3 separate regions of the Homo sapiens genome follow, and all the other regions are linked to region 1. Evidence: read pairs that join two places in POLR2A ChIA-PET (ENCODE). Cell type or tissue: Panc1. All regions are shown on one strand. Links, peaks and the distances in the headings refer to the core of each region. The heading gives the core; the rest is flanking DNA. Region 1 overlaps NCOR2 (nuclear receptor corepressor 2). Region 2 has its middle 130 kb from the start of SCARB1. Region 3 has its middle 130 kb from the start of NCOR2.

Region 1 (9,990 bases), core at 2,100-7,099:
TCAAACTCCTGAGCTCAAGCAATCCTCCTGCCTTGGCCTCCCAAAGTGCTAGGATTACAGGTGCGAGCCACTGTGCCCAGCCTCATTTAAGAATTTCTGAGTTACCATACAAAGTCAAAAGTAGTGCAATGATAGCTAGTACCCAGAATACAGAGGGGACACCCACAAATCAATATGAGCCAGTCAGTCCAACAGCAGACAGGCAAAAGACAACATAGACGCTTCACCAAAGAGTACATACACATGGCCAATAAGACACGAAAAGATGCCCAACGTCATCAGTCCTTAAGAGAGGGCAATTAAAACCACGAAAGACCACTGCTCACCCATAGGGATGGCAAACATGAGACAGACAACATCAAGTGCTGGTGAGAACAAGGAGCACCTGGAACCCTCACCCGTTGCCGACGGGATGCAAAATGGAGCAACTACTTTGCAAAAACAGTTTGGCCATTTCTTATAGTTAAACACATGCTTGCCATATGACTCAGTAATTCAACTCCTAGGACTTTGTCAGACAGACATGAAAACAGCCACACAGACTCGCGCACAAATGTTCACTGAAGCTTTATGCACAATCGCAGAACAACTGAAAACAACCCAACGGTCCATCGACAGGTGAACGGATAAACAGTGGTACATCCATGCCATATGACTCTGCAATCAAGAGGAACCAAGTGCAGACACACAGGACCACAGGGAGGAATCTGAGACTCAGGCTGTGTCCAAGAAGCCAGATTCAAGGCTGCAGACTCTATGGTTCCACGATAGGATTCTGGGGAAGACAAAACAACTTTCACATTTGTAAAGAGGCCTGCAGAGGTAGTCAAATACAACAAAAAAAATGTGATTCCCACAAATGTTAGGACGCCAATCACCTCTAGGGAGAAGGCAGCCCATGTCTACAAGGTGACCCCTTTATAATTGTTCGCTAATCTGCACTGAGGGGTTTATACATTCTTTATCGTGTTAACTTCTGCATGAAAAGAACAAGTAAAAAATAGTACAGAGGGCAGAGCACTGGACAGTCAGTCTCAACGGACCTCTGGGAAACCCCTTCTCCACCTCGTGCCAAAGCTGAGGGATCGGGGACTGGTGAGGCCAGGGCTGCCCCCTCCCACAAGGGAGCAGCTGTGTGCAGTGCTCAAGCTCTGAAGCCAGGCTCCCCAGGTTCCAATCTGGCCTCCACCCTCTCCTAGCTGTGCAACTTGGAACAAGCAACTTCACCTCTCTGAGTCTCAGATTCCCCATCTCTAAAATGGAAACGATCATTTTAAAAATGCTGACCCCACAGGAATGTTGTGAGTGTAAAGTGCCCTCAGTGCCAGTGTGTGCCACTCCAGTGTGTGCCACTCCAGTGTGTGCCACTTCGAGTGCTCAGTTCTTGCTGGACATGACTCCTACCCCCACCCAGGGGCTGGCAGCCAAGCTCCGAGAGGCCAGCCCTCTCCAGTGCCTGGCAGGCCCTCAGGCCCCAAGGAGGGAGCCTTTGAAAGGGCAGCTGCGGGCAGCTCACAGGGGGACAAGCCAGCCACTTCTTTCCTGCCCTTTTTTCTTTTTTAAGCGTTTTTTTCACTATGATGCCCCCAGGCTTGGCACTTGGTCCTGCCATCTGCATCAGCTCCAGAGACAGGCCCTGCAGGAAGGCTGGAAACAGGGAGGGCCCGGGCACATCTTCACAGCCGCCCTCCCCAGCTCCCGGAAGCCTCGGTGGCCAGCCACCTGCAGCACGTCCCGTCACAGGCTAGGGCAGAGCCAGGCCTGGCAGGCGCTCTCCCTGGGCACCAAGAAGCTCTCAACCTCCACCTGGGAGAGACAGCTGGGAGATCAGACCCCATCTTCTCCTAACCTGCTCCCAACCCCAGCCAGCTCAGCCTGCAATCCCCAACAGACAGAGTCCCAGGGTGTCCCGGTGGCATGGGGTCAAGGCCAGTGGGGGCTGGCCCCAAGGTCACATTGTCCAGAGGGAAACAGAGAATCTCCCAGCAGTAATGGAGTGACACATAGGTCCAAAGAGGGGTTCCCAATTTAGAAAACTCAGCAGGGACTTCCCAGGACAGGCAACCTGTCACACTGGCCAGAATCCAGGGAGATGACTGAGGGGCCAAGGGGGGTAGCGAGGACTGGGCTGAGGTGGGAAGGAACCCAGGGCCCTGGCTGGAGCAGAGCCAGGGGGAGAGGAAGAGAGAGGAGGGCTGGAGGCAGCAGGGGCGGGTCACGCAGGGTTCTGCAGATGGGTTTTATCTCCAGAGCAGAGAACCTTAGGAGGGTTACGCAAGCTGCAGAGGGGCAAGGTCCCACTCCAAAGTGGAGATGCATCTGGCCGTGGAGCGCGGGTGAGGGCAGAAGCCACAGCCAAGGGAGAGGCCACTGTGCCAGTCCAGGAGAGTGATGTGGCGGGCGGCCAGGCTGGGCGCAGCGAGGTGGGAGAGGGGCTGGCATGGAGAGCATCATGCATTAGAGAGTCCGAAAGGCAGGCAAGCGATGGTGAGAATCAAGAGGCCCGCTCCTCCTCTCTGACCCTGGGCAGAGCTAGTCGGGGAGGGAAGGAGAGGGTGACAACATCCACTTCCTGCACAGGACCCTTTCAGGGGCACAGCCATCCCGTGTCCCTGGCCAGGAAACTGCTGCTCTGAGGGAGGAGTCACCCAAGGCCACGTGGCAAGGAAGGGAGTGAGCCAGGATCCAAACCCAGGACCAAGTGCTTGGGCCATGGGGAGCCAGGGCACCAGGGCACAGGGCTGGCAGCGTGGAGTCGAGGCTGCTCCAGCCCAGGCTGCCCGCGAGCGGCCAGGGCATGTGGGCCACAGTGTGGACTGAGCCCCACGCCTCCCCGGCAGAGCCGCCCCCGTCAGGGCTTCCCGGGGCCGGGCGTCTCCCAGCTCAGCCCCGCAGCAGCAGGTCTCACTCGCTGTGTCACGCTCCCCTGTGCTCACACCCACCACTCACTCGCTCAAGGCCGCAGTCGCACTTGCTCACTCTGCTGCACTCACATTCACACTCATTCACACTCGTGCACACCCGGTTCACACTCACCGGCTCGGGGCCACCCACACACATTCCAGCTCAGGCCCAGGCCCACTGGCCGGCTCCGTGGGCCCTCCCCGCACAGCATCCCACCAGCTCCTTCATGCTCACTGTCCCCCAGCAAGCTCCCACGCTCCCCCTCACCCTCCCAGGCAGGCTGGGGGAACCCGGGCACCCCCCATTCCTCTGAAGCCACCAGCTCAGTCCACCCACAGCTGGAAGAAGGGCCGGGCCTCCATCCTCGCGCCCCTGGGGCTGGCCAGGCTAGTCTCCCGGCAAAGCAGATGCACGGGGAGAGCAAGGACCAGTTCCAAGGCTCCCCTCTGCCAAGCCCACCATGACCACGCATGGCCCACAGGCTGAGACTTGCCCCCACCTGCCAGCACCCCCCTTGTCAGCTCCCAAACAAGCCCACCTCCTGGCGTTGGCTTTTACCCTCAACTCTACCAAACGCACCGTCACCCTGCTCTCCACCCTGCTGGAACCAGAACAAGCACCATCTTTTCCTCCTCCAGGAAGCCCGCCTGGCTCACCCCAGCCACAAAGGCCAACCTGACTCGTCCATTCGCCACACCCAGAGATGGGAAGCCACCACCCACAGCCACACAGCTGCAAGAGGCAGAGCCAGCCGACATTCAAACCCAGAGGCAGCTTCGACCTGCCTCGACCAGGACACCATCAACCTTCAGCTGCTCAACAAACAGAGGGGACAGACCCCCTGTTACCTGCCAGGTACAGGGGCATGACTGCGAACACAAAAGCTGAGGGTCTTAGGGGCCAAGGTCACACACACACACACCCAAACACCCTCCGGTACACCCATAAGTGAGCAAGGTGATTGCAAAGAGTGGCCCCTGGAGTGACGGACATAAACCATGGCGACCCAGCAGTGGTGGGAGGGAGGGCAGGGAGGGCAGGGAGGGCCCCCTGCAGGAGGAGACACTGGAGCCAAGCACAGAGGGCCGAGGAACAGGTGTCCATGAGGAAGGAAAAAAGAGCACTCCAGGCAGAAGGCACAGCCTGTGCAAAGGCCCAGGGGCAAGAACCAGATCAGAGGGTTAGAGAAGCTGGGGCAGCCAGAGGGCTGGGGAGTGGAGAACTGGAGAGGGTTGGGGAGTAGAGCTGGAGGGGGATGGAGGTGGAGAGCTGGAGGGGGATGGGGAGTGGAGCTGGAGGGGGATGGGAGTGGAGATGGGGGGATGGGGGTGGAGATGGAGGGGGATGGGAGGAGGATATGCAGGGGGATGGGGAGTGAAGAGCTGGAGGGGGATGGGGTGGAGAACTAGAGGGGGTGGGAGGTGGAGAGCTAGAGGGGGGTGGGGAGTGGACTGGAGGGGGATGGGGAGTGAAGAGCTGGAGGGAGATGGGGGTGGAGATGGAGGGGGGTGGGGAGTGGAGAGATGGAGGGGGATGGGGAGTGGGGAGATGGAGGGGGATGGGGGTGGAGAGCTGGAGGGGGATGGGAGGTGGAGGGGTGGATATGGAGGGGAATGGGGAGTGAAGAGCTGGAGGGGGATGGGGGTGGAGATGGAAGGGGATGGAGAGTGGAGATGGAGGGGGCTGGAGAGTGGAGAGCTGGAGGGGGGTGGGGAGTGGAGAGCTGGAGGGGGATGGGGAGTGGAGATGGAGGGGGATGGGGAGTAGAGAGCTGGAGGGGGATCTGGGGTGAAGAGCTAGAGGAAGATGGGGAATGGAGATGGAGGGGGATGGGGTGGAGATGAAGGGGGATGGGGAGTGGAGATGGAGGGGGTGGGGAGTGGAGATGGAGGGGGATTGAGTGGAGAGCTGGAGGGGGATGGGGAGTGAAGAGCTGGAGGGGGATGGGGAGTGGAGAGCTGGAGGGAGATGGGGAGTGGAGATGGAGGGGGATGGGGAGCAGTGATGGAGGGGGATGGAGGTGGAGATGGAGGGAGATGGGGAGAGAAGATGGAAGTGGCTGGGGGTGGAGAGCTAGAGGGGGATGGGGGAGATGGAGGGGGATGGGGAGTGAAGAGCTGGAGGGGGATGGGGAGTGGAGATGGAGGGGATGGGAAGTGGAGAGCTGGAGGGGGATGGGAAGTGGAGAGCTGGAGGAGGATGGGGAGTGGAGCTGGATGGGGTGGGGAGTGGAGAGCTAGAGGGGGATGGGGAGTGGAGAGCTGGAGGGGGACGGGGAGTGGAGATGGAAGGGGATGGAGGAGGAGATGGAGGGGTGGGGAGTGGAGATGGAGAGGGAAGGGGAGTGGTGATGGAGGGGTATGAGGAGTGGAGATTGAAGGGGATGGGAAGTGGAGATGGAGCAGGTGGGGAGTGGAGATGGTGGGGGGGTGGGGATGGAGCTGGAGGGGGATGGGGGTGAGGATGGAAGGGGATGGAGAGTAGAGATGGAGGGGGTGGGGAGTGGAGAGCTGGAGGGGGATGGGGAGTGGAACTGGAGGGAGATGGGGAGTGGAGATGGAGGGGGATGGGGGTGGATATGGAGGGGGATGGGGGTGGATATGGAGGGGGATGGGGAGTGGAGATGGAGGGGGATGGGGAGTGGAGATGGAGGGGGTGGGGAGTGGAGATGGAGGGGGTGGGGAGTGGAGAGCTGGAGGGGGAGGGGGTGGAGAGTTGGAGGGGGATGGGGAGTGGAGAGCTGGAAGGGGATGGGGGCTGTGTTCCTGGCCACAGGAGGGGAGCCACGTGCTCCAGTGGAACACATAACTGAGTAGGAACAGTGTGGGGCAGGGCCAGCGAGGACACCTTTGGGTCAATCCCTGAGGGCTCCATGGAGGCATCGACCTCTTGCCCTCCCAGACCCAGCCTCAGCCTCTTCCTGCATGGAGGATCAGAACTGTGGGGCTCCAGCCTCAATGCTGGGCAAGGGCTTGGTGTCTGGACTCTGGAGCCTTTCCCACCAGACCTGCAGCAGCCACAGGAACAGGGCGGGCCATTGCCTCGGGGCTCCTGTGCCTCCAGGACCCATGATTACTCAAGCCCAGGGCTCAGTATAAATCCTCCCTCTCAGCCCAGCCTCCCCTGACCAGCGGCCACACCGGCCACAACAGCCACACCCTTGGCAGGGCCACATGAGGGACATCTTCCAGAAGGGAGAAGGACGGGTGTTGATTGAGCACCCACAGGGCCCACAGAGATGGGCGAGGTGGGCGACAGCAGCCCAGGCTCCACTCCAGGCCACCTCTGCCCTGGGCACCGAGGCCAAGACCCTCAGCGCCCGTCCCAGGCCCTAGGAACCTGCCAGGCCAGCATGAGCCAGCCTCGGGGCGTGCTCCGCAGAAGCTCTAAACTGGACCCCGCAGACCCACAGATCAGACCCTGGCCCCCAAGGGGCAGGCATGACTCCCAGAAGCCTTCCCTGCAGGCTGGAGTTTGGGGACTTCCAGCACAGCACAACCTAGGTGCCGTGAGACATGGAGGCGGCTCACCGCCCTCCCAGGGCCGGCCGGGGTCCACCGGATACATCTTCCCACACGGGGTGAACAAGGAGCCTCCCCTGTCTCCTGCAGTGGTGTCACCTGGTCCCCGTCCCTGTGGTAGCCAGCAGTCCAGACAGCCAGAGCGGGAGGGAGGCAGGCTCCGCAGCCCTTCCATTGAGAAGCCGCCGGGATATGTTTTCCTTCTCCAGGGACAGCTGAGGCAGCCTGCCCCGTGCCAGCCCTCCTGGAATCTGCAGAGGCAGCCACCCAGAGTTCACCAAGGTCTCAGTCCCCACTGGACTGCAACAGCCAAGGGCGGGTGGGTGGGCGAAGATGGGGGTCACAGCCTCTCTCCCTCCCATCCCTCCTCCACCAGCTAGGGCAAGGGCCACCAGACCAAGGCCAAGGGGGCTGGCAGCATGGATGTGAGTGATCAGGGCCTGCAATGGGATCAGTAGGGAGGTGGGGATGGGCCGCAGCCCCGTCCAGAGGGGGACTGAGGAGCAACCCCGTGCCCTGCCCAGGAACGCGCCCCAGCCCCAGGGCCACCTGTCTGCTCCCAACAAGGAAGGCTGCACTGACACCGGGCATAGCGACTGGGGAGGAGCCGCTGCAAAAAACCATGACAACGATCATCACAATAATAACAGCCCTCACTTCCTGCCAGGCCACGTGCATCTCCACTGTCCGGACCCTGTTTCAGGGGTGGGGAAACAGACCCACACGGGGTTACCTGCCCCAGGTCACACAGCCAGTGAGGGGCGGGGAGACGGGACCCCGAGCATCTGACCCTCTGCCCTCGGCCACTCCATTCTCCACCCCGACAGCGCCGTGGATTTAGCAGGGACTAGGCTTCCCAGAAACCTCGCCGCCCCTCTCCTCGCTGCGGGGTGTGGGGCCGCCATCAGAGACAGCAGCCGGCAGGAGCAATTAGAGGCCAGGAAGGAGCCGGGGTATCGACCGCTTTTGGGAGGGAAGGGGGACGCGGGCTCTGTCGGGGTGGCAGCAGCCTGGCTCATGGCCAAGCACGGGCCACGACAGGGCAGGGAGCGCAGCCCAGGCCGGGAGGCCGCGGAGGCCCCACGCGGCAGCACGGAAAGGCCAGCTGTCCGTCCACCTGTCTGTCCAGCCCCCTCACCCTCACAGGCACCGACAGCCCCTCGGTGCCTGAAGCTCAGGGTTTCGCTGCCTCCGCACAATGCTAAGCCCCTTACGATGATTAACTCGTTTAATTCTTAACAACCGCCCCACATCCTCCCCCTGTGCAGATGGAGGCAGTGAGGCAAGAAAGCCCTCCCAGAGAGTTCCCAGGACTGGGATCCACACTCAGCGTCAGTCAGCACCAGCGACGCCGCCTCTGCCCGGCACCCCCTGCCCGGGGAGCCCCAGCGGGGAGGGAGATGAATGGAAAGGGTGCACTGGAGACTGCTGGATGAGATGGAAGCTTCGGGAAACCTCTCTATGCCCCGCAGTGACCCTGTCTGTAAAAGAGGAACATCACAACACCTGCCTCACAGTATGCTGTAGATGAACTCAGGTTTAGCCCCACAGATAGGCAGAGCAAGTACCCCAAAATGTCAGCTGCTGGCTTCTCCCAGAGAGGCTGCCTGGCCTGGGGACCCCTGAATCTGCAGCTGAACAGAAAAACCACTGCAGACTCTCCCCAGCCTCTGCCCCGGGCTGCCCGCCCAGGAGCAGGGTCTGGCCTTTAGAAGCTCCCTGGAGGGCGGGGGCACCATCCGCCAGAAGCAATTAATTGCTGGGTCAAGAGATGGTGAAAGAGATTTGTCACGAGGGCCTGGGGATATTCAGGGTGGGAGGGTGGCCCACACTGATTCAGTTGCCCCACCTTCCACCTCACAAGCAGGCTCCGCCCCCACTCAAACCCCCAGGACATCCTCCTCTGCCTCCACACCCGCCCGGGCCCAGGGTAGGTCAGGGATGCAGCCCCAGCACCCGTGACCTGCTCCCAGGAGGGACCTGCTTCCACCATTCAGCCGGTGCCCACACACAGGAGGGGACAGCCAGGCACAAGTGGGGCTGACATACAGAGTCCCCGGTGGGCCCCAAATGGGCCTGAGACCCAGATCAAATCCCTGAGCCATCTCATCTTGGCAGGAGACTGCGACCCCTGTGTGTGCTGCTCAACTTCGCAGAGGCAGTTTCCTCTCGGTGAAACGGAGGCAATTATATTAGGTGGCTAAAATCAGGCTGGCTCCCGCTCCAGCCCTAGTGCTGTCATTTTTTAAAGCCTGAGGAAGGTGCCTTGCTTCTCGGAACCTCAGTGTGCCCATCTGTAAAACGGGGATGATGCCAGGGGCTACTCTGAAGAGAAATTTACAACCTGGCACCCAGCAGTGCTCAGTTGAAGCTCACCATCGGGGTTCACCAGGCCACCTCCCCAGGGCCCCTTGCCAGCCTGCAACCCTACTGAGACACCAATGTCCCCAGCACCTCGAACACCCAGAAGCGGGGCCCAGGGGGAGGGAGCAGAGTCTCGGAGGGCCACGATGAGAGGACTGGATAAGAGCCCACCTTCCCTGCCTCCCACCTCCGCAGCAGGCCCAGGGGAAACATAGGCTTTGGTGACCACCAGGCTGGGGCCAGAGGCCAGTGACAACAGAAGCACCCAGAGACAAGGCAGCCCCTGACCCAGATCTTCCATGGGCAGGGCTCTGCAGGAGCCTCTGGTCTGGAGGGGTCCGAGGCACAGGTTTCCCCATGGGTCCCCATCAGCTTTCAGCCCCTGGTGTCCACACCCAATCCCTCCACACCAACCCACCGACACACGGGGACCCTCGAAGCCCCCACCACACAGATGGGAAAACCAAGGCCCAAAGACGCCAGGCAAGGGCAGCTCAGCCCGGGATCTTTCTCATGTACCGGTGAGCTCAGCTCAGCCCAGCAGGCGTTCAGAAGCCCAAGTGGCCCGGCTGGGGTCAGGGCCCTGAGTCAGAGCAAGAAACGCAGCAGAAACTGAAACAGCCCAGTGGCCCCACATACTCCACAGAGTGAGCCACGCTGCTTCCCTGCGCCGCCCCGTGCTGGGAAGTTCTTGCTTCTGTGGTCAGGGTGAGGGTGGGGGTGGGGGACGAGTGGCGTGGAACAGCCTTTCAGCCTGGGGACCCTCTCTGGGCCCGGCAGATGAGCAAAGTTCCATGCACACAGGCAGAGCTGTGAACTGGCCCCACCTCAGAGTCTCCGTGTCACCCAGGACACATGCAAAGCCACACATTACCTGGGGCAGCAGTTCAGGGGTATGCATAGGTGAAGCATAGACAGGCAGGAGAGACCCATCCCAGGCACAGGCTGTTTCTGCTCCCTGCAGGGCTCAGCCTGCAGCAAGGCCACAGAGCACAGGTCTCGTGATCTCAGGATAGGGTCTGAGACCCGGGTTCAAAACCTAGCTGCACTGCTTTCTAGCTCTGTGACCCTGGGCACGTGGCTTAACCCTTCCGAGCCTGCCTGTTTCCTCGCCGTAAAATAGAAACTCAGCTCACAGGGCTGACTCAGAGGCTCAGTGAGCGAATGCCTGCCTACAGTAAGAGTGAATGCCCAGCATACA
Region 2 (9,990 bases), core at 1,663-6,662, 190 kb after region 1:
GATGAGTGAAGAAATGTTATCATCCTCATTTTCTAGGCTAGGAAACTGAGGCACAGAAAGGTGAAGTAGTGTGTCCAAGGCTGCACAGCTAGGAAGTGGCTTAGCTGGGAGCTGGAACTCAAGTCCAGAGCCCGTGCTGTTCTCTTAACCCTGCACTCCGTCACCTCTCCGGGGATTACCAGGGCCCGGATGCTGGGCATTTTCTTTTTTCTTCCTCTTGTTAGCCTATTTTGCAAAGGCAAACACTGAGACTCAGTGAAGGGTGCAGGTTGTTCAGGCCCCTGTGAAAAATGAGAAGCAGACCACCTCCTCTGGGGCACCAGATGCCAGGACGGAGGTGAACAGCACTCACCTTCACTTTGCCGCATTCAGCTCAGCAGGACAGGCCCTGGTGGACCTCCACCCTCTCCAGACCCATTGCTTGGCTCGATAGTAAAATAATGCTGACCCGAAAGATCAGAAGCAGAAGACGGCTTGCTGCTATCCACATCTGCTGCTTATTCAGCATTCTTGCTGAACTTTTAAAAAATCCCTGAGAATGCCAGAACTAGACTATAGCTTGCTTAAAATGAAAGAAAAAAAAAGGAAAAACTGATAATGTGAGGAATCTTTCCTGCAAGTCAGTGCAAATTAAATGGGTTTAAGCAAATAGGGAGGTTTATTGGCTGAAGCAATTTAAATTCTAGGAATAGCATCAGCTTCAGGCATAGCTGGATCCAGGGGCTTGGCTAATGTCATCAGGCTTGGGTATCTCCTTCTCTCTCTGGCCTGCCCTCTCCTCCATGTTGGTTTTATTAATAGACGTCACATGGTGGCAAGACGGCTACCAGGAGCTTTATGCCACATCCCCCAGGCCTGAGTCCAGCAGGAAAGAGATGTTCCTTCAGGGTACTACATACAGCAAATGCTCCAAGATCAACCTTGATTGGCCATCTTAAACCATATGGGGACAGCAGTAAGCCAGTTGGCTCAGATCCAAATCACTGGCCTGGAGTTGGGTGCACCGTCTCTGGACCAAGAGCGGAAGGTTGGATCCCCCATGGAAATCAGGACATTTTGCCCGAAGGAGGAGGAGCAGAGGCTATGGAGACAGACTCAGGTGCTCACTATACCAAGAAACGAATCAGACCCTGTGTGCTGGCATCTTCTGTTTGTCCGAGAGATCTCTCTCTTCCTTTCTCCACTGGCCCTCTGCCCCTGAAGCTGACCCACCTTAACCACTTCCACAGCCCACTGCTCTCTGCCTCTGGTTGGACTTGGCACGGGGTAGCCCGGCAGGACATGAGTGAGGTCAAGGGCTCCCTCAGGCCACTCAAGGGCCCCTCTCCTCTCCATACAGCTCCTGCTACATTCCCTCTCCTCCTGGCTTTCTGGAACTATCCCTTCCCTCCTCCCTTCCAGCCCAGGGGTGGTGGCATCACCTCCATTTCCAGCCCAGGGTTCCTCTATTCCTGCCCACACTTTTGAAAATGGCCCCTGTATGAAGCCAAGCTGGAGTTATCCACATGTGACTGTTCCTGCTTTTCCTGAAGTCTTGCACCCAGATAGATGCCCCGGAAGAAACCCAGTGCATGCTGGGTCGCCCGGATTCTCCCATGATCCCCTAGTGTCAGCCCCTCCCCCACCAGAACCCACCCCCACCCCACCCCGGCTTCCCCCAAGTCTTAAACGCCAGTGAGTTGAGAGGATGAAAAAGTTCTGGAAATGGATGGTGGTGATGGTTGCACAACAATGTGAGTGTGCTTCGTGCTGCCAAATTGTACATTTAAAAATGGCTAAAATGGTAAATTTTCTGTGATGTATATATTGCAGTAAACCACAAGTTTTAGCCTGTTAAAAACAAAAAAAGCCAATAAGCACAAATCCTCATCCAGCCAGTGTCCCAGCTTTTCTCTCTCCCTGCTCCACCTCGGGTATAGCAATTCCTGCTCGGAGGCATTTGGAGAGGAAGCCCAGTCTACTTTCGATCAATGCGGTATTGATTCGTGTTTCATGAACAAGGACAAAGGCTGATTGCCTTCCAGTGGATCTGAACTTCACACGCCCCCAGGCCTCAGGCACAAAAATGATGCAAACCATTTCCGCAGCCAACAGGGAGGAGGTTCAGCAACCGGCCCTGGGGCGGGCAGGGGAAAGAAAGGCGCTTGGCCAGCGCCACCTGGTAGGAGCCACTCCGGGGCAGAGATGACAAGGTCCGGAGCAGACACCCAAGTTCCTCTTTCCAGCACGGGAACTGAGTCACCCTGCCTGTGTCCTCCCAGCAGCTCCGTTCTGCCCGTAGGCTGGGAGTGGCCTGGTTACAAGGCCAGATGCCCACGGTCAGCAAATTAAAGACAGTCCTTTCCACTGGGAAGAACCAAGACTCCCAGGGCACACAGTAGGCCGGGTTCTAGATGCTGACACTAAAAAAGGGAGCTGAGGCCAGGCGCAGTGGCTCACACCTGTCATCCCAGAACTTTGGGAGGCCGAGGTGGGCAGATCATGAGGTCAGGAGTTCGAGACCTGCCTGGCCAACATGGTGAAACCCTGTCTCTACTAAAAATACAAAAATTAGCCGGGCATGGTGGCGGGCGCCTGTAACCCCAGCTACTCAGGGGGCTGAGGCAGGAGAATCGCTTGAGCCTGGGAGGCGGAGGTTGGTTGCAGTGAGCCTAGATCGTGCCACTGTACTCCAGCCTGGGTGACAGAATGAGACTGTCTCAAATAAATAAATAAAAAGAAGGAAGCTGAGCCGATCACTCCCTGTCCTCATTGAGTTGATGCTCCAGGGCAGCCTGTCTAGTAGAAACATAATGCCACCCACAGGTAGAATTTAACATTTCCTAGTAGCCACGTTAAAAAAGAAAAAAAAAAAAGGGAAAAAAATGTGACTGGGCTCCTTGGCTCACGCCTGTAATCCCGACACTTTGGGAGGCCGACGCGGGAGGGTTACTTGAGCCCAGGAGTTCAAGACCAGCCTGGGAAACACAATGAGACCCCATTTCTACAAAAAAATTTTAAAAGTTATCAGGGCATGGTGACACCTGCACCTGTAGTCCCAGCTACTTGGGAGGCTGAGACAGGAGGATCCTTTGAGCCTGGGAGGTTGAGGCTACAGTGAGCCTTGATCATGCTGCCACCCTCCAGCCTGGGCAACAGAGCAAGACTCTGTCTTGAAAATAATAAATAAATAAAAATAAAAAATGAAAAAAGAGATTAATTTTAATTTAATCTAATTGATCCAAAATATTATCATTTCAGCATGCACACCACATAAAAAATTAATCTGTGAGCTATTTACATGCATTTGTTTCATCCTAACATTCTGAAACCCACTGTGTATTCCACACTTAGAGCCCATCTCAATGTGGACACTAAATTCTCATCGGAAATATTTGATCTGCATTTTGATTCCATAAAACTGACAGTTGAAAAGGTACATTAATCTACTGAAGTTGTTCCATAGAGACTTAAAAGTCTCCAAGAACTGAGTATCAAAAAATCATCTTCCTTTAATATTCACATCCACACTGGCAAAACTGCTTCGGTTTTTAATTTTTAATTTAAACTAATTAAAACAAAGATATGAAGACATAAAATTCAGTTCCTCCGTCCTGATAGCCACATTTCAAGTGCCTGATAGCCACACGTGACCAGTGGCTATTATTTTGGCCAATGCCGTTTTAAATGGAGGAGACAGGCCGGGCGCGGTGGCTCATGCCTGTAATCCCAGCACTTTGGGAGGCAGAGTCTGGCGGATCACATGAGGCCAGGAATTCAAGACCAGCCTGGCCAACATGGTGAAACCCCGTCTCTACTAAAAATACAAAAATTAGCCGGGTGTGGTGGCGGGCGCCTGTAATCCCAATTACTCTGGAGGCTGAGGCAGGAGACTCGCTTGAACCTGGGAGGTGGAGGTTGCAGTGAGCCGAGATTGTGCCACTGCACTCCAGCCTGGGCAACAGAGCAAAACTCCATCTCCAAAAAATAAATTAATTAATGAAATAAATGGAGGAGACAATGAAACTATGTGTAAATGGCATCATTTCATGTCAGCAGAATCTCACAGTAGGTCCTCTTTCCTTGACTGGCTTCTTTCATTTAGCAAATTATTTTGAGACACGTCCATATTGGGGGTAGGTGTGCATGCATACATCCACCTGATAGTAAATGCCAAGAAAGAACACAGAAACTAAAGGCAGGTTGGGAGTGCTTTTAGCTAGAGAAGAGATTTGGATAGGCCTCTCGGAAGAGGTGATGTTTGGCAGACTTGAAGGCAGTGGAGATCTGTGCCACGTTTGGGTCTGGTGGAAGAGGGTCCCAGGCAGAGGGAACAGCCAGTGTGAAGGCCCTGAGGTAGAAGCATGCCTGGTGTACTCAGGAAGCAGAGCAGAGGCCGAGCGGGCTGGAGTGGACAGAGGTTGGGAGAAGAGATAGGAAAGGAAACCAGAACAGTCTCAGGGCCAGACCCCACGACCTCGTGGGGCTTTGTAATAACTAGGACTTCCACTCTGAATCCTCTGTCCCCGCCCCCAGTTCATTCCCAAAATGTCCTCTTTTCTTGCCCAGCTCTTCTCTCACTCAGCGTAGGTATTTTCAGAGTCATTTATTGTATTAGTCCATTTTCACGCTGCTGATAAAGACATACCTGAGACTGGGTAATTTATAAAGAAAAAGAGGTTTAATGGACTCACAGTTCCATGAGGCTGGGGAGGCCTCACAATCATGGCAGAAGGTGAAAGGCACATCTTACATGGTGGCAGACAAGAGAGAAAGAGAACCAAGCAAAAAGGGAAACCCCTTATAAACCATCAGATCTCATGAGACTTATTCACTACCAAAAGAATAGCATGGGGAAAACTGCCCCACAATTCAATTCTCTCCCACCGGGTCCCTCCCACAACCTGTGTAAATTATGGGAGCTACAATTCAAGATAAGATTTGGGTGAGGACACAGCCAGACCATATTATTTATGTTGTCATGCACATCAATAGTTCATTGTAAGGATATACCACCGTGTGCTGACCCACTCGCCTGCTCATGGGCTGTTGGTTTATTTCCAGTTTTTGGCTATGACAAGAAAGCAGCAATGAACATTTGTGTACAAGTCTCTGTGTAGACAGACGCTGTCATTTCTCTTGGGTGAATACCTGGAGTGGGATCACTGGGTCATACTGGAAGTGTATGATTAACTTAAGAAGCTGCCAAACTGTTTTCCAGTGTAGTTATGTGATTTCACATTCCCTCCAGCTGTGTGTGAGTTCCAGGCCCTCTGAATTCTCCCAGTGCTGGAGGGCATCAGTCTTTTTCATTTCAGTCATGCTAGCTGCTGCTGGAGTATTGCATTTTGATTTTGGACTGTGAGATCTCTAAGGTTCGGAATATTCATTCATGCTTTCAACAAATATTTGTTGAGGACCCATGAAGCACTGGGCACTGTGCCAGGAGCAAAAACAAGCATAGTCGCTGCTCCTCTGGTATGTCCAGGTTCAGGGGTGAGACTGACATTTAACAGCTGTGGGGTTACAGGGCCTTTCAGTGCATGAGAGGCCAGGAAACTGTGAGGCAGAAAAGCGTGACCTGTTCTTGTGGAGAGAGAATCAGGGCAGGCTCCCCTGAGTAAATGACTTTTTAAGAACTAGCTGGTTGGCTGGGCACGGTGGCTCACACCTGTAATCCCAGCACTGTGGGAGGCCAAGGAGGGTGGATCACCTGAGGTCAGGAGTTTGAGACGAGCCTGGCCAACATGGTGAAACCCCATCTCTACTAAAACTACAAAAAAATGAGGCAGGCATGGTGGCACATGCTTGTAATCCCAGCTACTCAGGAGGCTGAGGCAGGAGAATCGCTTGACCTGGGGAGGCTGGGGTTGCAGTGAACCAAGATCATGCCACTGTCCTACAGCCTGGGTGACAAAAAAAAAAAAATTTTGAGACAAGGTCTCACTCTATTGCCCAGGCTGGAATGCAGTGGCATGACCACAGCTCACTACAGCCTTGACCTCCCAAGCCCAAACAATCCTCCTACCTCAGTCTCCCAAGTAGCTGGGACTACAGGTGTGCACCACCGTGCCCAGCTAATATTTTTTGCATTTTTTGTAGAGACAAGGTTTCACCACGTTGCCCAACCTGGTCTCAAACTCCCGAGCTCAAGCGATTTGCCCACCTTGGCCTCTCAAAGTGCTGGGATTACAGGCATGAGCCGCCGCACCCAGCCTGAGCAATAAAGTTCTGTTGTTCATAAGCCACCAGTCTATGATATTGTATAACACAAGGGTCACCAACCCCTGGGCCGTAGACCAATACCAGTCCATGGCCTGTTAGGAGCTGGGTCGCACAGCAGGAGGTGAGCAGCGGGCGAGCGAGCATTACCGCCTCCTCTCAGATCAGTGGCGGCGTTAGATTCTCATAGACGCACAAACCCTATTGTGAACTGCGCATGCGAGGGATGTAGGTTGACTGCTCCTTATGAGAATCTAATGCCTGGTGGTCTGAAGTGGAAGTTTCATCCTGAAACCATCCTCCCCACCGACAGGCCGTGGAAAAATTGTCTTCCACAGAACTGGTCTGTGGTGCCAAAAAGGCTGGGGACTGCTGGTATAACAGCAGCCTGAACTAAGACACTCATGTAACAGAAGGCCTAGGGAAAGGCAGTTTCAGGATGATTTTGACCCCATAAAATCATCAAGAACCTAGGAGCTTCCCAGCTTTCTGCTCCACCATTCTCAGTGGGTCAGCCCTGTTTTCCCTCATAGTCATAAAGTGGCTGCTGTGGCTCCAGACAACACACCCTCACCCTCACCCAGTGAGCCAAGCAGGAAGGAAGAGAGGCAGCAAGAGGCACTTTCTTCTCGTTTCTCTCTTATTAAAATCTGCCCCCAGCCGAGTTTCCCTAACATTTTGCTTGCTAGAGCTTGGTCTCATGCCCACCCTAGACCAAGAAGAAACAGGATTCCCTTAGATCTATCACAATCAATTCCCTGGGACAGGGAGACTCACCCCCTAAATAAAATCCAGACCATTTGAGAGGAAAAGAAGGGAATGGTTGCTAAATAGCTGACCACCAGGGCCTGCCTGGCTCACAGATTGTTGTTTAACGGAATTGGTGGCTATCTCAGGAATGTCTGGCTTGCTGGCCTGAGAATTCACCCAAAGTGACACGGCAAAAGCTGAGAGATGGGCCAGGCAGCCTCGTCCCAAACACCAGGTCTCAGTTCCCAAATGTCCTCTAGGCCCCAAGGGGACCCAATGAGGGTCACACGTGGGAACAAGGGGTGACCTCCAGGAGCCCTACCCGTGAGGCTTCTGAGCGGGGGTCCCAGGCCTCTGTTCCCCACACTCCACTGAGACATCAGGTATGGAGCTGGGGCCAGGGGCCACTCAAATTGACCTTACCACTGGCCGCAGCCCAGGCAGCCACTGACATTCAGTCTGAGCGTGCTCTCTCACTCTCTCTCTCCCTCTCTTTTAAAAAGCTTTTTTTCACTTCCCTGGGGGAAACATCTTAGCAATTCCTGAACGCAGCTCTGAAGATGAAGGGCGACTTAGAAACAATGGAATGAAGGCGGTCCCCTCCCATCACCCCCCCTCAGCCGGGGAGGAGCGATGCACAGTCTGTGATCACCTTCCTTCGTTCAGCCCACCATGTGCCTGAGCCTTCTCTGAGTTCCCAGAAGGTGGTCGGGAACAAGCTCCCTCCACTAGGCCTGGCAGCCTCCTGGGGAAGGACAGACAGTCAACAAGAAAGCAAACAAACGCAGCAACGGCAGAGAAAGCTTCGTGCTGCTCAGAGTTTGGCTTGTCTACCTGAAGGTCAGAGAAGGCTTCTCTGAGCAGCTGACCTTGAGCTGAAAACTGGACGAGAAGCCAGCTCTGCAAAGACGGCAGGGAAGTGCATTCAGACGGAGGAACACCAAGCACAGAAACCTTGAAGTGGGAAGGAACCAGGTGGGCTCCAGGAACAGGAAGGGCTGAGTGGCCGGCGAGGCGCTGGGCACCTGAGGTTGTGTGGGCAGATGTGGCTGGAGGGTCTGGCTGTGCTTGGCTCCATATGGATTTGGTATTAAGTCCAAGCATACCAAGAGTACACCTTAGGCTTTGCTTGGGAATTTTTATTTTTTTTCCAGAAATCCTGGAGACAGAGCAGTTAAGAAGCTGTTCTTAGGTTTTTGTTTTTTAAAAAATAGAGATGGGGTCTTGCTATGTTGCCCAAGCTGGTCTCGAACTCCTGGCCTCAAGCAATCTTCCCACCTCGGCCTCCCAAAGCACTGAGATTACAGGCGTGAGCCACTGTACCCGGCCAGAAGCTGTCTTTGGCTCAGGAGTTTGGCTCCAACCTTTGATGTTTTCAGGGGTGACAATGTGCCCCACTGAAGAGTGCCCTTGCCACCCTCCCCTGCAGACACAGGTCATCAATGAGTGACAAGCAGAGGTGTCAGGCAGGGCTCTTTGGAAGCATTCCTATTTTATTTTATTTTATTTTATTTTATTTTATTTTATTTATTTTGAGACAGAGTCTTACTCTGTCGGCCAGGCTGGAGTGCAGTGGCACGATCTCGGCTCACTGCAACTTCGGCCTCCTGGGCTCAAACAATTCTCCTGCCTCAGCTTCCCGAGTAGCTGGGATTACAGGCATGTGCCACCACACCCAACTAATTTTTGTATTTTTAGTAGAGATGGGGTTTCACCATGTTGGCCAGGCTGGTCTTGAACTCCTGACCTCAGGTAATCCACCTGCCTTGGCCTCCCACAGTGCTGGGATTACAGGTGTGAGCCACCGCGCCCAGCCTTCTTTTTATTTTTGAGACAAGATCTCCCTCTGTCCCTCAGACTGGAGTGCAGTGGTGTGACCTCAGTTCACTGCAGCCTCGAGCTCTTGGGCTCAAGAGATCCTCCTACCTCCGCCTCTCGAATAGCTGGGATCACAGGTGTGCGCCACCATGCCTGGCTACTTTTTGTATTTTTTGTAGAGACGGGCTCTCACTACATTGCCCAGGCTGGTCTTGAACTCCTGGGCTCAAGTGATAAGCCCGCCTCGGCCTCCCAAAGTGCTGGGATTACAGACGCGAGCCACCGCTCCTGGCCAGCGTTCCTTTTCAGAGTCAGGTATAGGGAGGCAGCCTGCGGGGGGCGTGGGAGCCCCGCTTTCCGGCTGGTTGTCACCAGGGCTGGCTCTCGGCTCTCAGGCCTCCGCTTGCAGCGCAGGAGCTGACTTCTTCAAAGCCGCCGGGAGCTCCTCTGCTACTGCAACTTCCCCATGGTGTCATGCGGTCATGGGAGAGACTACACCATCACTTTTTTGTCACATGTCGTAACCTGATCCAGGCAACAACTATCCCATCGCGTTCTCACTCAAGGGAGGGATTATCCCAGGCGTGGACACCAGGGGAGAGGGGCTTAGGGGACATTGCAGGATTCTGCCTACCACAGAGGACAAAGCTTTTGGGGAGGCTTGGCCTGGTGCAGATGCTAAACCCAGAGGGGGCCAGTCCAGGGATCTCCCAGAGTTCCCCAGGGTGGTGTCCACTGTCTGAGCAGAACCCTCCACTGGGCAATTTACAGCACAAATTGCGAAGTCCTCACCCTGCATGAAGTAGATGCAATCAGGTGATTCGGGAAAGGCTCAAATGAAAGCAGGGACAAGCCAGGAGAAGGCCAGACTCAGGAGCCTCAGGAGGGCCTGGGAGGTGGCCGGCAGCTGCCACTTCACAGAACCAGAAGATGGAAGGCCCAAGGGCGGAGGAGTCAGGACTAGACTCAGTTGGGTGGGATAGAAAATCCATTCCCCCAGCAGCACAGGGCCCTTGGGGAATTCCCAATGGCTGCTGCCGGTAAATAGAAAAGAAATCCAGCTGCCCACAGAAGGTGGCCTCTATTTTACAGATTAAAAAACTAGTGCTCAGAGAGGTTAAGTGACTTGCCTAAGGTCACACAGCTAGGAAGCGGTAGAGCTGAGATTTGAACCCCCTTGATTTGACTTTCTGTCACTTGCAACCAGTAAGTCCTGATTAG
Region 3 (9,990 bases), core at 2,834-7,833, 150 kb after region 1:
CAGCATAGCAACTCTGCAAAGAGAGACCTTCTTTCCCAAGTGGTTCCAGCAAAAGTCTCAGGGAAGGTTCTTATTGGCCTGACCTGGTCACAGGGACTATCCCTGAACCAATTGCCATGGTAATGGGGCAGAGTCTGCCCCACCCAAACTACATGGGTGAAGAGAAGGAAAGGATTCTTCCCCAAAGGAACATGCAAGGGGACTTTCCTCCTAGAAGGAAACAGTCTGGACAGGGAGGGCCGCAGATGTCTGCTGCAGGGCTGAGTTCCCTGTCTGGGGCCATGAGGTGAGGAGAAGGGAGGAAAGCATAGTCGTAGCACAGACTCCACCAGTGAGGCTGGGAAGTTCCGAGCCAGAGCTCAACAACCAGATGCACTGCCCTGGCTGTCCACACTCACCTGTAACTACACAGAAATCCTGCCAGGGGCACTTGGCTGTCTGCAGAATGGGCGAGAAGAGAGATGCCTAGAAAATAGAGGACAGAGAGGTTGAACAGTAACCTGCCTCAACTTCTCTTTCTGTAAGATGGGTTCAAAAACAGCACCGAGCTCACAGGGCTGTGAAGAGGAAAGGGGTTGATAGCTATGAAGTGCTCAGGACGGTGGCATAGGAAACACGCAATGGACATCTAATTCTTTGCCAACGTGGCCACACAGAACTGCCGTGATCCCACTGCCGCACCTGGGCCTAGGCCTTTTCCTCTGCCACCTTCTCAATCACATCTGGTCCTCCTCCGTGAAGCCTTCCTGGAATTCCCAGTGCGCTCTGGCCAGACCCCTGGAGCCCCACAGCCCTGGGTGTGAGCCCTGGCTCTGCTCCTCCACCCTGAGAAGGTGCCTTCACCTCTGTGAGCCAGCTTTCTCTTCTGGAAAATGTGGATAATTAAAAGCACCTAGGAGGGTACTAGTGCACTCCGAGCAACACCGAGAGGCTGTGGTTTCTCTGGAGCTGGGGTCCCCTTCCTGGCATCTCTCAGTGCCTTGGGGAAACCCTGTCTATGATGCCGAAAGACTCAGATTGTAGTACTCAAGATTCAGAGTGGGCCCAAGGTCTCCCCCAATAGGCTGTGTGACATTGAGTAAGTCACTTTCCCTCTCTGAGCCTCAGTTTCCCCGTGGTAATCCCTTCCTCACAGAGCAGTTTGGAAGCTGGCAGGAGCCTCTGATGCAGTGCCTGAGACAGGCAGATATTCCATCAATGGGCATTCTCTCTTCCCCTAGCTACCGGCACAAATGACACCTTCTCTGAGCAGTCTTCCCTGATTGCCCAGCTGCAGTGAACCCTTGGCATGGTCTCTTGCCTGCACGGTGAACTCCTTGGAAGTTCAGATCAGGCTGCTAGTGCCTTTAGGGTCTCCAGGACCTGGTGCATGTCCCTGTTAATAGTATTCTGGAGATTTTGAGATTGATGACAATGATAATGACAATTTTTAAAATGTCATTTGAGACCTCCTGGGTCTCCTTAATCTTTCTCCTGCTTTAATTTTAGTTTAACTTGACTTGAAGTTGTCTTCAGATCCTCTTTTGCAAGGATGCAAGTATAAACAAAGTCATAAATCCTGCATCTGCTCAGAGCCAGCTCTGACAGGCAAGCCTCTGTGTGCCAGTCTGGAGTGGAATCTCGCCTTCAATGATGACCCTTCAGTTCAAGCAGGGTTTCATGGCCTGTGAGGCTGTTGGCAGTGGGACACACAGATGACCACTTCTTGTCATAGTTGTGTGTTTATTTTAACTAGAAATTGCATTTGGCTGCATATATCAGAAAACCCAAATAACAGTGGCTTACCCAAATAAGAGGTTTCTGTTTCCCTCTTAACAAGACATCTGGAGGTGGCCTGTTCAAGGCTGGGAAGGTAGCCCCATCACTCCATGAATACCCAGGCCCTTTTCTACCCCTTTAATCCTCATAGTCACCTATGGTCACAAAGTGGCTGCTGTACCTCCAGCATTGCATCTAGATTCCAGGCAGGAAGAGAAAAAAGAGAATAGGGCAAAAGACCTGCACTAGCTTCCTGCACTGCCACCCACCCACTTTCACCTTTTAAAGAGCTTTTATGGAAGCCCCACCCAAGGACATCCACTTACATCTTATTGGCCAGAGCTGTGTCGTGGAGCAACCCCTACTTGCAGAGGAAGCTAGAAAAGGTGGGATTCAAACTATCTTGAACAAAATTAGGGTTTTATTAGTGAGGAAGGTGGGGGCAGAGTGGGTGTTGGGAAGGCATCCGGTAGCACGGACCACACATAATCCAAACCTTTGATTTTGCTGGAATTCTTACTTAGACCAGTGGTTCTCACACTTGAGAATGTGTGCAAATCTCTTAGGGGGCTTATGAGAACACAGGGAGCTTCCCCCCGACATCAGAATGCCTGATTCAGTGAGTCCAGGGTGGGCCTGAGTTTACATCTCTAACAAGCTCCCAGGTGATGCTGAGGTTACTGGTGTGGCACCACACTTTGAGAATTGCTGGCTCTCACGGCTCAAGTTGGTACTTGAGTAAAAGCATGTGAGTTGATTTTAGAAGAAGAAAACAGTAGTTTAGATGCATTATCAGTTAGGATCCCACTAGAAAACAGAGGAGGGTATGCTGACACAGGAAATGGAGAAGCGCTAACTAATCAATTATCTGCAAAGGTGTGAGCAGGGGGTAGAGAAGCCCTTCCCCTCCAGTAGCAACAGTGAGGAGCTATCACCACACCTGAAGGTAAGTTACCAGAACCTGAAGAGGGTGGCTGTAAGAGAGGACCACCCCATAGGAGCCCTATCCTTTGTTGGAGGGATGCAGCCAACCTGGGACATTGCAGAGAGGAACTGGGGCTGTAAACACCCCCTGGCCTCTTTCTCTACCTGCTTCCAACCTCTAGCTGGACACCCAAGGGCTGGAAGCCAACAGGCCTAGATGAACAGAGTGAAGATTGGGCCTGGAGTGACACACTAAAGATGTCCAGCACAGACAGAAAATATCATGACACCAGGATATCCAGGAGCAACTGTTTGGCAAACAACAATTTAAAGCAGGCAACTCAGCCAGCTCATTCATTCATTCATTCATTCAATTATTCACTGGGGCACCTGCTGTGTACCAGGCACTTACTAGGTGCCAGGGATTAAGAGATGAATTAATCATGACCCCAATCCAGAGAGCTGCCATCTGCTGAGGTCCGAGGCACTCTGGTGGTGGGCAGGTGGGGTCATCTTCCCCAGTCCCTGCCATAGCCCACCCAGCCAGACTCACGGTGCCTGCCACAGATCTCATCTGCTTGTCACTCAAATTCCACTGTGATTTAATCTTTCATTAAAGTTTAACTATGGGGGAAAGACTGCAAAAAAAAATCACCTGCTCCATCACACATCGCAATGTTTTTATGCACTAAAACAGGAGCTGCAGGAATAGGCTGACGGGATTTGGCTGGGATTAGGGACAAAATGAATCTAAACCACTGGGTGCCCGTGCGTCCCCGTGGGAATACCCTGTAAACCTTTATGCATATAGATTTATATCGGCGAACTCTTGATTATGGTATTTGTTTTCCTGGGCTGCAAACAAAACCTCAGCCCTCAGCGGTCCCCTCGCTGCCGCGTCAGCCGCACACAGAATGTCTCCAGGCTCCACAGCCAATAACAAAAATGATGAAGAATCTGATGCAGACGTGGATAATTGCTGTGGCTTCCTCCCGTGAATTTAAATAGCTTTCTTGAGTTACTGCTTTTGACAAGATCAATAAAATTGAGCTACTGCTGTATCAGGCCTTTCGGCAGATACATAGGGAGCTAGGCTTCTGGGGCTGACTGTTCAACAGTGACCCCAGCTCTCCCAGCAGGCCGGTGAGGGGCTTGGGGGCGTGCACGGAGTGAGGCCAGGAATGGGCTAGAGGGGCCAGTGCAGGACAAACACACGAACTTCAAGATCCTGGCCATGGCTGGATCTCACACTTGTAATGTCAGCATTTTGGGAGGCTGAGGCAGGAGGATTGCTTGAGCCCAGAAGTTCAAGACTAGCCTGGGCAACATAGTGAGACCCTGTCTCTACAAAACTTTAAAAACATTAGCTGGACATGGTGTTCCATACTCGTAGTCCTGGCTACTAGGGAGGCTAAGGCAGGAGGATCCCTTGAGCCCCAGAGGTCAAGGTTGCAGTGAGCTATGATCATGCCACTACGCTGTAGCCAATGTGACAGGGCAATATCCTGTCTCTAAAAAAACAAAAACAGACCGGGCACAGTGGCTCAAGTCTGTAATCCTAATATTTTGGGAGGCCGAGGCGGGTGGATCACTTGAGGTCAGGAGTTTGAGACCAGACTGGCCAACATGGTGAAAACCCGTCTCTACTAAAAATACAAAAATTAACAACTGGGCATGGCAGCGGGTGCCTGTAATCCCAGCTGCTTGGGAGGTTGAGGCAGGGGAATTGCTTGAAACCAAGAGGCGGAGGTTGCAGAGAGCCAACACCGCGCCACTGCACTCCAACCTGGGCAACAGAGTGACTCTGTCTCAAATAAATCAATAAATAATAAAAATAAATAATAAAAAACCAAAAACAAACCAAAAAAACTAGCTCCCAATTGCTGACACTTTCCCTGTATCCCTTCCTCCAAAATTAATTAAGCAAAACTTACCCATATCCTCTGCCTTCTAAAATGACAGGTGGCCAGTGAGGGAACCCAGTCCTTGCTGGGTATTAAAGGGAGGCGCTCAGCACACAGTCCCCACCTTCCAGGAAGCTCATCTGCACTATAACCGAGGCCTCCCGGACACAAAGACTCCCACCACAGGAAGTGGCTCGATGATGGGTTTCACATCTCAAGACCACAGATTCCCTCTAGCAGCGTGGATTTTAGACAGTGGAAAGGTACCAAGATAGAACACTTTTTACCAGGTAATATTCACATGACATAGAATTAACCCTTGCAGCATGTACAGTTCAGTGGTATTTAATCCATTCACCTTTATCTAGTTCCAAGCCATTTTCCTCCCCCAGCCTGTGCAGCTTTGGGCACTTGATGCTCAGCCTCTGTGAGCCTCAGTTTCCTCATCCATGCAGTGGGAACTGACTGCACCTGCCTCACAGGCTGCTGTGAAGATTATGTGGGGAAACAGGGAATGTATTTCACCCAGTGCAGGCCCTTGGGGAGTTTACTGGGGTGAATATCATCCCCGCTCTCCAAATCCATGTCCACCCTGAACCTGTGAATGTGATCTTATCTGGAAACAGGGTTTTGCAGATGGAACCAAGTTAAGATGAGGTCACACTGGAGTAGGCAAGCCCTAAATGAAGTGACTGGTATCCTTATAAAAACAGATGACGCACAAAGGACAGCCAGCCAGTGACGCAGCTGCGTCAAGGAAGGAAGGTCCGGGGTTGCGGGCAGCTGCTAGGAGCTGGAAGGGGCAGGAAGGCTCCTCCGCTAGAGCCTCCAGAGGAAGCACCGCCCTGTGGACACCTTGATTTCTGACTTCTGGCATCCAGAACACTGAGAGAATGCATTTCTGTTGTTTTAAGCCACGCAGCTTGTGGCTTAATTAGTTACGCCAGCCCTAGCCAACAAATAAAGGGAGGCTTCCGCAAGTGGGAGGTGTTCTCATGGTTACTGGAGTTATTCAGCACCCTGACCGGCCAGGAAGGCAGGCTGGGGCAGAGGACCCAAGGAGGCTGAATGGCTGGGGAGAAAGCCCTGGCAGGCTCACAGGGCAGCCCCCCACTCTCCAAGTGGCAGTTCCACAGCCAGCTCCCAAGGTGCACCCCGTACTCTGTCATACCCCCAAACCGTCCCCTCCAGGTACAGGATCAGCTGGGGGCTGTCATGGCCCACGGCAGTTTCCATTGTCTGGGAACCACGCACCTTGCAGCCTCAGGCTTGTTGCTTTTGATTATACACCCCTTCTCTTCTCTCTTTTTTCATTTTTATTTTCATTTAGAGGTGGAGTCTCACTCTGTCATCCAGGCTGGAGTGCAGTGGTGCATTCATAGCTCACTGCAGCCTTGACCTCCTGGGCTCAAGCGATCCTCCTGCCTCAGCCTCCCGAGTAGCTGGGACTGTAGGCATATGCCAACCACGCTCAGCTAATTTTTGTATATTTCTTGTAGAGATGGAGTCTCACTATGTTTGTTGCCCAGGCTGGTCTTGAACTCCTGGGCTCAAGTGATCCTCTCACCTCAGCCTCCCAAATTGCTAGGATTACATGTGTGAGCCACTGCACCTGGCTGGAAGCATAATCTTTAAAAAAAAATTTTTTTGGAGGAATGGTGGTAAGAGGGAGAGTGCTTGAGGCCTGGTTGGAGGGCAAACCGACAGAGGACGAAGCATGTGACAGTCTGGCAGATGGCAGCCCATGGACCTGGGAGCAGATCCCTGGGAGCTGTCCAAGGTGTAAGTGTGAATGGCAGATGCTGTGCTGGCCAGGACGTGCTGGATGAGGCGTCCCAGGGGCATCACAGGACCAAACCTCCCTCCAGCTTCTCAGGCCTCACAGAGGGCTCAGGTCTTGATCAAGGACCGGCTTTGGTGGGTTGGGGTTAGGGTCAGAGGTGGGCATTGAATGAGGGCCAGTCCTAAGCTAAGTTGAGGTGTAGGGCTGGGATGATGAGAGAAGACCCTTTGCGGGTCTTCAGACCTCTAGACTCAAATGCCAGGTGCAGAAGGAGAGGTGAGTCATTTTTGAGAGGAGCTGAGCACAAGTGTCACCTGCCCCTGCTGGAAGCCATTAGCTGACCTCTTTAGACACAGGTGGAGGCTCCTGGGGCAGAACACCAGAATGTCAATCAACATTATTCTCAAGAGGGGCATGGGTCACCTGAAATTAGAGAATCCCCCTGGAGAAGACTGTGCAGCGAGTGATTCCACTCAAAACCCCCTTCCAGCCCAGCCGCCCATGAATGAGAGGCTCTCCCCTGAAATGCTTGGTACTCCAGGAGCAAATACCACTAAAACTTCCTACCTGATCTCCCTCTGAGGTAGGAGGCAGGACTCAACTCGAGGCAGAGCTCAGACACTGGACCAAATTGAGGACTATCTAAAATAGGAGCAGGGCAGAAGCAACTTTCTATAAGACACACCCACCAGTGTGCCATGTCAGTTTACCATTGCCATGGCAACACCTGGACGTTATCACCCCTTTCCATGGCAATGACCTGATGACTCAAAAGTTACCACCTTTTTTCTAGAAGTGTCTGGATAACCCACCCCTTAATTGCATATCATTAGGAGTGGGTATAAAGGAGACTGCAGGGCTGCCTCTGAGCTGCTGCTCTGGGCACACTGCCCGATCTCCCAGTGCCTCTGCTGCTGCCCTGCACTGCGGCTGCAATCAAACACCACCAGCTTGCCCTTGAATTCTTTCCTGGGTGGAGCCAAGAACCCTCCCAGGCTAAGCCCTGATTCTGGGGCTTGCCTGCCCTACATCACCTTAACCCCAAACTGGGGCTCTAGGAATTCCTGTTTCCATCAGCAACAGTTATTTTCCCCAGAGAGCCCAAAGCAGACCAAAAGAGGCAAAGCAGTGGGGAAAAAACAAGCCCACTCCATTTGCAATGTCCTTCTGCTCATTTCCACCTGGTAAAATCCATATCAAAAGCCCCCAGGGGATGCTGGGGAGATGTGGGCTGGGGAAGAGCAGTTCAGGCTTCCCCTCCAGTGGGTTGATGCAGATAGCAGGAGGCTGATGAACCTTGCTGAGGACAGATCAAAAGATGCTGTCTCATTATGGGGCTTCCAGATCATGGCAGATTACCCTTATGTCTGCTTTAGCCCATATATATATATATATATATTTAGACGGAGTCTCACTCTGTCACCCAGGCTGGAGTGCAATGGCATGGTCTTGGCTCACTGCAACCTCCACCTCCTGGGTTCAAGTGATTCTCATATTTTAGCCTCCCGAGTAGCTGAGATTACAAGCATGCGCCCATATGTCCAGCTAATTTTTATGTATATATTCATTTATTTATTTATTTTTTAAGACAGTCTCACTCTGTTGCCCAGGCTCGACTGCAGTGGCTTGATCTCGGCTCACTGCAACCTCTGTCTCCTGAGGTTCAAACAATTCTCCTGCCTCAGCCTCCCGAATAGCTGGGATTACAGGCGCCCGCCACTATGCTCAGCTAATTTTTTGTATTTTTAGTAGAGACAGGGTTTCTCCATGTTGGCCAGGCTTGTCTTGAACTCCTGACCTCGTGATTCGCCCGCCTCAGCCTCTCAAAGTGCTGGGATTACAGGCATGAGCCACGGCGCCTGGCCAATTTTTGTGTTTTTAGTAGAGATGGGGTTTCACCATGTTGGCCAGGCTGGTCTCAAACTCCTGGCCTCAAGTGATCCACCCGCCTCAGCCTCCCAAAGTGTTGGGATTACAGGCGTGAGCCGCAGCACCCAGCCTGCCTTAGCCCATATTTTACATGATTGCTAAGGGTCTGGGTGTCTGGAGACGGGGTGATGCGCAGCCAGGTTAGAGACCTGCCTTTTTCAACCAAGCTCTGCTGTGCCCAAGTGCACAAGGCACCCCTCGGCCTGCATTCCCTTGGAAGTCTTTGGCCGCATAAATGTTATCACAAATCTGGGTTCCTGACGGTGGTAGATACCAGCCTGAACTATGCACGAGGCCCGACAGCTCTCAGAAGAAGGCTGGTTTGAATTTCTGAAGCCAAACCAAACACTGGCTCAAAAACATTTTCTTATTATCTCATTCCCTGACTACGGAACAATCACCCCATTGAAAAACCACAAGCCCGCCCAAGTTTTAAATTAAACCTCTTGAGTTTTCCCTGTGAGAGCAGATAAAATCCTTCCAGCTTATGTTTTAAGGAAAGAATTTGGGGTGTGTGTGCGTGTGTGTGTGCGTGTCTGTGTATTTCCCCTAAACCTATGTTCTTTTGTTGGGTTCCTGAGCACGCTGTTGAAATATTTCACTTGAGGACATCATTACATTTCATGGATGTTGAAGTATCCTTCCAGGAGCAGCTACTCCACGGCTGTTTGGATTTAGAATGCAGCTCTTTTGGGAAGGAAGAGATAAGTCCTCTTCCAAGAAGTAAGCTTCCCAGAGTGGCCTTGAAGGGCTGAGATGAGATTCTTGCAAGAGGTATTCAGTCCCCACCCGCGTATTTGTTCATTAGATGCCGACCGTAGGCTCTGAAAATCCACTGTGTGAAAAATCTCAAGCTGTAGGCTGGCAAGGAGATTGAGAAGACAGAGAGGGTTTTGTTCCTCAGCTGGCGTCAGAAGAAGCCTAAGCTCTACTCTTGGCCCCACTCAGAGCAGCTGGGCTAATGCTGGCCCATGTCTTTGCCTCTCAGCATCTCAGTTGCCTTATCCCTAAAGGAGGAATGCGCATAGGGGCTCCTACTACAGAATTCCCAACAGCGAAAGCCTGAGAAGATGCTACTACTATACTGTTGTGCAGTCATTCAACAAACATTTGCTGAGCACCTACTGTGTGCTGGATTCTGTTTTAGGCACTTGGGAGACAGCAGGAAACTAGACAAGCAGCATCCCTGCCTGCCTGGTGCTAACATTCTGGAAGGTGGAAAAACTCGTCTTTCGAAAGCTAGGAATCATTTCTGATTTTGTTTTGGAAGTGACGTTGGGCTTTTGATGGTGCCTGGTACGTAATAGGTTGTTGATTATTTTCTCTTTTTTAATGAATGGTGAATAACCCACACCATGAGGAAAGGGCTTGGAGATAGTGTGTGCTTAGGGGAGAGGCGGGATTCTGGCTGCTGGAGGTTGCTGTCCTATACCTCCTGGGCACTGGTAATACTGGGGACCCCATGTAGCACCCTTGACCCATCTGAGACATTCCTGAGCACCCCTCCCTGAGAACAGTGAGCACAGACACCAGGCCACCCCAGGTAGAGTCTGACCTCTGCAATCAGTGACAAAAACCAGGCTTTACAGTGAGGGCGGAGCTTAGCGACATGGAGCAGCTTCTCCATTCAATCCCAGAGGGATTCTGTGCACATTGGAGTGTGTGGACAACGCTTACAAACGGAGATGTTCC

Evidence for each region. Peaks named below come from ENCODE experiments on the same cell type or tissue, not always from the same donor. Only the 100,000 strongest peaks of a DNase experiment are listed, where the experiment ranks them.
Region 2: POLR2A ChIA-PET joins it to region 1 with 9 read pairs; 1 of 35 experiments calls an interaction of 5 or more read pairs at or near these places.
Region 3: POLR2A ChIA-PET joins it to region 1 with 5 read pairs; 2 of 35 experiments call an interaction of 5 or more read pairs at or near these places.

Annotation. Positions count from the first base shown.
Region 1 is chr12:124,536,296-124,546,285 of GRCh38, forward strand. The region is part of intron 1 of NCOR2 (nuclear receptor corepressor 2); the gene reads right to left. Among named protein-coding and RNA genes, the nearest start is that of NCOR2, 26 kb to the right of the region's middle. RefSeq lists enhancers at 3,219-3,928, 6,143-6,676, 7,745-8,279. In Panc1, for the core only: no CTCF peak of the experiment used is centred there; no DNase peak of the experiment used is centred there; H3K27ac peaks cover 3,258 bases.
Region 2 is chr12:124,725,323-124,735,312 of GRCh38, forward strand. No RefSeq gene overlaps it. Among named protein-coding and RNA genes, the nearest start is that of SCARB1, 130 kb to the right of the region's middle. RefSeq lists enhancers at 5,796-6,400, 6,401-7,004, 8,544-9,318, 9,319-9,990 and a silencer at 9,208-9,367. In Panc1, for the core only: a CTCF peak has its summit at 2,777; no DNase peak of the experiment used is centred there; H3K4me3 peaks cover 511 bases; H3K27ac peaks cover 4,997 bases.
Region 3 is chr12:124,689,705-124,699,694 of GRCh38, forward strand. No RefSeq gene overlaps it. Among named protein-coding and RNA genes, the nearest start is that of NCOR2, 130 kb to the left of the region's middle. RefSeq lists an enhancer at 5,115-5,616. In Panc1, for the core only: no CTCF peak of the experiment used is centred there; no DNase peak of the experiment used is centred there; H3K27ac peaks cover 1,631 bases.